2 separate regions of the Homo sapiens genome follow, and region 2 is linked to region 1. The links are chromatin contacts, found by Hi-C or POLR2A ChIA-PET in ENCODE. All regions are on one chromosome and are shown on one strand. Each heading gives the region's core, a stretch centred on a gene start or an enhancer-like site at or near the end of the contact. The rest is flanking DNA. Distances are from core to core; before and after follow the strand shown.

Region 1 (2,700 bases), core at 4-2,503:
ACTTGGACACAACTGATCAAACCGAGGCGAAGTGTGTACCATTGTAAAAGAAATCATTGAAGAGTTCCATTTGTTGTTAAAAGTTTCGGTCACTTTTAATAAACCTGGAGTAAACAAAAACTTAAACATTTTAGTCGAGTTCTGGGGTAAAAATGATTCTTCTAGTGTCTGGTTAAAGGGATCTAAGGACCTACTGGGATTCAGCAAAAGACGTTCCACGTCTCAAATACACCCAAAATCTCAATACAACACTAAAAGAAAAGTGAGGGGCCAGCACGAAATTTCTGTTAGGGGAAATTTCAGCTGCGTAGTTAAGGAAATCAGGACTTCCCGGTTAACTATGGGGTCTTTGCCGCAGCTCACAGCCCGACACAAAGCTACAAGCCCGGAGGGTCGGTGGCTCACGCGTGGATCGAAAGAACCACGAAGGTTTGGGGAATGACACTGACCTGTTAGGTTTACTTCATGTCTCACTTACCACCATCAAAAGAGGTTCATTGATAGCTTTATTAGCAAAATTAGTAACAGAGTTGCACGTCTGTAACACACACACACGCGCGCGTGCGCACACACACACATACACCCGTGGGTCTATGGGAACATTGAGGGAGACAATCTCCAGGTTAAAACCACACAAAAACTATTTGGGAAACACAAAGACGCAAGACACAAAACAAATTTGGAGTGCAAATGTGCAAGACACACTCAGTGGGAACACAAAAGAGAAAAGCACAGCGGCTTGACAATTGGGACGGCGCCCGGCCCCACGTGGGGCCCCAGGTGGCCCCACCGCCGCCCGCACCCGGCCAGTCTCTGCAGCCCGCACGCGTCCCCCGCGGGGCGCGCGGCTCTTCACGGCGACAAACCGAATCCCGAACTTCGCCGCAGGGACCCCACGGCCGACAAGGAGGAGCCCGGCGCCGCCACCCACCCGCGGGGCCACCGACCCGGAGGCCCGCGCCTCGTCCCGGGGCCCCCGGCACGCCCGGGACCTCTGAGGGGGCGCGTCCGCCGACCCGGCCATCCCTGCGGCGCCGGGTCCCCAGCGTGTCGCCGCCGCCGTCGCCGCCGCGCTCCTCGGGGGGAGGGACCAGCGTCCCGGCGCGAGCCCAGAGGCCGCCCACCCGCGCCACTCCTTACCCGCGCCCGCCGCGCCAGCGCCTCAGAGCACCGAGGGCCGCCGCCGCCGCCGCTGTTTCGCCGGCCCCGGCGCCCGCGGCCGCGCCGCCGCCATCTTGACTCCAGTCGGAAGTGACGTCGGGCGGCGAGGCAGTGGCCTGCGGGGCTGGGGGGCTCCGGGACCCCCGGTCTCCCCACGATCCCAGAGCCCGGCCCTTGACCCTGCGCCGTCGCCCAATGGCCACCACCCAGCCGCCCCTCGTAGGTCACCGCGGATCCCATGGCGGCGCCTCGGGAAGGAACCCCGGCGGCTGGCGTCGCGGCAAGTCCGACCGCACCCTAGGGCTAGGATCCTGCGTGGTTCAAAGATTCTCAAAGAATCAAAAAGACTGAAGGAGGTGTTGGGGGGGCATGTCTATCGTTGGAGGTCATTAAATATCTGACAAGTACATAAACGTAGACCTTATACTTCTACGTTTGGATCTATACCAAAAAGATCCAACTCCAGGCAGACAGACGCAGCTGCTGGGTTTATTTGCTGCCCTAGTACCCAGGAGCAGTGACCAACGCTGCCCTGTGCCCGCGATGTTCCAGTGCAGCGCCTCTGAGAGCGCGGTAGTAGTCCTGCCCTTAAGGAGCTTGCTGTTCCCAAGCGGGCAAACAAATGGACTGCAGAGACGACGACTCATAGATGTTCTGATGAAGATGAACTGGGTGGAACTGGAGATGGCTCTTCGACATCCAAGGGTGGAGGCCTAGCACGTGGTTGAAAATGAGTTGAGTCGGGGAGAAGCACAGGCTGGAGATGAGCTGGAAAGTTGGGAGTTGTCGTTATAGATGGTGCCTGGAGCCTTCAGCACTTCAAGATAAAGTAATCCTCTGAGAATGAAGTCAGGAAGAATCCGAATGTGATGGCTACGTTGGCCATCTGCAGAAAGCACCCAGTGGAAAAACAGGATACTAAGGGCAGGTGTGCTTCCAAAAATTATGAACGATCATTTATGTAACAGGTTTAATCTTAAGAAAACGTGTTGGCCGGGCGCAGTGGCTCACGCCTGTAATCCCAGCACTTTGGGAGGCCAAGGCAGGTGGATCACGAGGTCAGGAGATCGAGACCATCCTGGCTAACACGGTGAAACCCCGTCTCTACTAAAACTACAAAAATTTAGCCGGCCGACGTGGCGGGTGCCTGTAGTCCCAGCTACTCCGGAGGCTGAGGCAGGAGAATGGCGTGAACCCAGGAGACGGAGCTTGCAGTGAGCCAAGATCGCCCCACTGCTCGCCAGCCTGGGCGACAGAGACAGACTCCATCTCAAAAAAGAAAGAAAACGTGTTGTATCAACATATATCATGTTATCTTATTGTAAAAGAATGAGGCTAGGCCGGGCGCGGTGGCTCAGCCTGTAATCCCAGCACATTGGGAGGCCGAGGCGGGTGGATCACGAGGTCAGGAGATCGAGACCATCCTGGCTAACACAGTGAAACCCCGTCTCTACTAAAAATACAAAAAATTAGCCAGGCGTGGTGGCGGGCGCCTGTAGTCCCAGCTACTCCGGAGGCTGAGGCAGGAGAATGGCGTGA
Region 2 (2,700 bases), core at 177-2,676, 3.7 Mb before region 1:
TCAAATACCTTAGATTTGGGCCTCTTGGTTTCTCTGTCTTCCTTTACAGGACACTTGATGCTTCCCAGTCCTGTTTCTTGCACTAACAATGAATGAATGAATCACAAAAATCCTAGAACTTTATGCGTTTTCAAGAAGTTGCCTGAAGAAGGAACTTCCTTGTGCGGTACGCCTCAGGAAAAAAGAAGCAGGAGAAAAGCTTTGAGAGGAGAGCAAGTGACGGTGAGATCGTAATGGAAGTGGGGTGGAGAGGTGGAGGGTGGAGACCGGTAGGAAGCAAGCAAGGCTTTTTTCACCCGTCCCAGGACACGCGAACGAGATCAAGCCTCACTGCGGTTCACTAGGGTCTATGCAGGCCCTCGCACCCCTGCCTACCTCCTCAGAACCCAGCCTCTTGGCTCTTCTCACCCCAGCCCCACCAGACAGCTTCCCTCCCAGGAGGTGTCTCTCAAGATCTCGAAATGTGGAGCGTCCCGTTCACTCCACCTGGCCTGGAATACTTTTCCTGCCCCCTTTCATCGGGTCTTATTCATCCTTTAAGTTGTTCAGCATAACTTTCCACCTGAATGCCTTCCCTGGCCCTGGACTAGGATAAATCCCCTCGCCATAATGTTCCTACACAGGCATCACTTTGTAAAGCTTACCACTGTTGTAATTACTTGTTTACTGATCTGTCTTTCCGTTAGGCTGTGCGTTCCACTGGGGTGGAAACCTTGTTCACTGGCTCTGCAGCCCCGGGCACTGTGGGTCTTGCATGTACCGGGGGCTCAGTAAATATTTGGCAAAAAATGAAAAAGTTCCCCTCAAAGCCAGCTTCCAGTGCCTCCACGGCCCTCAAATTAATTATGAATTAATTCACTAATACAGCAAACCTTTATGTGATTCTTCCGTGTCACAGCACCTTGTTACATACTGAGGACACATCCACAGGCAAATAAAACTCAGCTTCTCTCTGCACAGGAAAAAATTATTCAAATTGTATTCATCTTTCATTCCAATCACTCAATTAGGGCACGTCCCTTGTTGGCTGCTGCGTGAGCGAAGTAACTATTTTCCAGCGAGTGTCCTCATGTGACCTGTCTAGACGTGCCCAGGAAAAACAATCCAACATCCTCCTAAGCCGCAAAGAAGTCCCTGACGCGCAGGCCGCACTGCGTGGAAGGCCCAAAGCGCGCTCGCGGGCCCGCGAAAGGCGCAGGAGCAGCGGAGCCGAGGCGGGCGGCGAGGCGCGCGGCGCGCGGCGCAGGCTCGGGTGGGCAGGGCAGGGCCAGGCCGGGCGGGGCGGGGGCGCCGGCAACGGGTCCGCCGGCCGGCAGGGGGCGCGCGCGCCCCGCGCCCCGCGCCTCCCGCCCCGCCGCGCGCTCGCTTGCCGCGCGGCCGCACATGTGTTTCTGTTTTGTGTTGTAGCATTTGTTCTGGAAGCTCGTATTTACATTTTAAGTGTATCTGGTGAGTGGGCTGGAGCCCTCGTCTGGGCCGGAAAAAAAAAAGCCCTCCGATCCGTCTTTTAGTTGCTTCTCTTCCTTTTTTCTCTCCGGTTTCTCATCACTCCAACCAGGTAGGGTCTGAAAATCGACAGTGATCAGTTTGTGGGGTCTGGGAAAGTTTTTTTTTTTTTCCTTTTTTTAAAGAGAAAAGGTTAAAAAAAAACCTGGGGGAGGGGGGCTGGGTGATTGAAGGAATAAAAAGAGGAAGGAAGGCGGATCCACGTGGTTTAATCGGAGACAGACAGAGATCCCATTGTTCAAAATCAATTAAAAAAAAAAAAAAAAGCAGACAGGGGAGAGCGCAGGGACGCCGGGGAGCTGGCGGCGGCCCTGGACACTTTGCAGTCGAATCGGAGACCGGCCGGGCCGCACGGCCGGCAAGGGGGCTGGGAGAGAGTTGGGCACCATTAAAGTTTTTATTTTTCGTGTCTGTGCGAGCAGGTGTTTGGGGCTGGGGTCCAGCTTTCTTCGGGCTCTTCCCCCGTCGCCGGGGGCAGTCCGCCGTAGGGATTCGGCTAACTAGAGCCCGAGGTCGGCACCCCTGAGCTGGGGCCGAACGGGGGTCCAGGGCTGATGCGGGGTGGGGGAGAGCGTTGCATTAAATGCCATGAGTGGGTTTGGGGGGAGACTGCGGAGACAAAAGCAGCAGGTGGGGTAGCCGGGGAGCAGGGGCTCCCTTACCACCCAGGTGCCAAGGGGGAATCCTGGAAGTGTCCCGAAGCCTTCTTTAATGAAAATCTAGGGGACTGGAGGCTGGTTTTACTTTCCCTTTACTTTTGGGGGGCGAGGTTGCAACTGTGATGCTTTGTGGGCAAACCTAACTTACGGATAGGCCGGGGGTCTCAATTCTCCCTCCAGGGGATTGCCTCTGGGGCTCCCGGCTGCCCTGCGGGATTCCCCGAAGGAGCCGCGCCGGGGCCAGGGAGGGGCGCGATTTCCTCTCCCAACTCGCCCCCTCTCCGCCCACCCTGCGGCCGCCACTTTGGGGAGGGCAGAGGAGGAAGTGGAGGCCGGGTGGCTCGTCTCCGCTCCCCTCCCCCCGCGCAGTTTATAACCCGTCCATTGTGCGCCGCTGCCCCGTGTCTCCCTCCAGCCGCGACCATGCCCAGGAAGAAGGCGGCGGCGGCGGCCTGGGAGGAGCCGAGCTCGGGCAACGGCACTGCCCGCGCCGGGCCCAGGAAACGCGGCGGCCCGGCGGGCAGGAAGCGCGAGC

The links. Hi-C counts contacts between places; a loop is a spot of excess contacts on that map. ChIA-PET counts read pairs that join two places held with the same protein, here RNA polymerase II (POLR2A). Pooled maps may share reads with other maps.
Region 2: a loop to region 1 is called in a map of CD8-positive, alpha-beta T cell, with 13 times the contacts of the local background. The contact joins the promoter of RCC2 here to the promoter of PRDM2 in region 1. A Hi-C loop is called at or near these places in 1 of 168 maps with a recorded cell type or tissue (CD8-positive, alpha-beta T cell), 1 of 37 single-sample maps with no recorded cell type and 4 of 50 pooled maps. POLR2A ChIA-PET finds 5 or more read pairs at or near these places in 1 of 52 experiments (naive thymus-derived CD8-positive, alpha-beta T cell).

Annotation. Positions count from the first base shown.
Region 1 is chr1:13,698,741-13,701,440 of GRCh38, reverse strand. PRDM2 (PR/SET domain 2) reads right to left here and starts at 1,253. Exons shown (of 10, transcript NM_001393986.1): 1 at 1,141-1,253. RefSeq lists a silencer at 731-1,500.
Region 2 is chr1:17,438,403-17,441,102 of GRCh38, reverse strand. It overlaps RCC2 (regulator of chromosome condensation 2), which reads left to right and starts at 1,426. Exons shown (of 13, transcript NM_018715.4): 1 at 1,426-1,558; 2 at 2,581-2,700. The coding sequence starts at 2,589. It overlaps LOC124903862 (a long non-coding RNA gene), which reads left to right. Exons shown (of 2, transcript XR_007065508.1): 2 at 50-967. RefSeq lists silencers at 1,187-1,326, 2,646-2,700.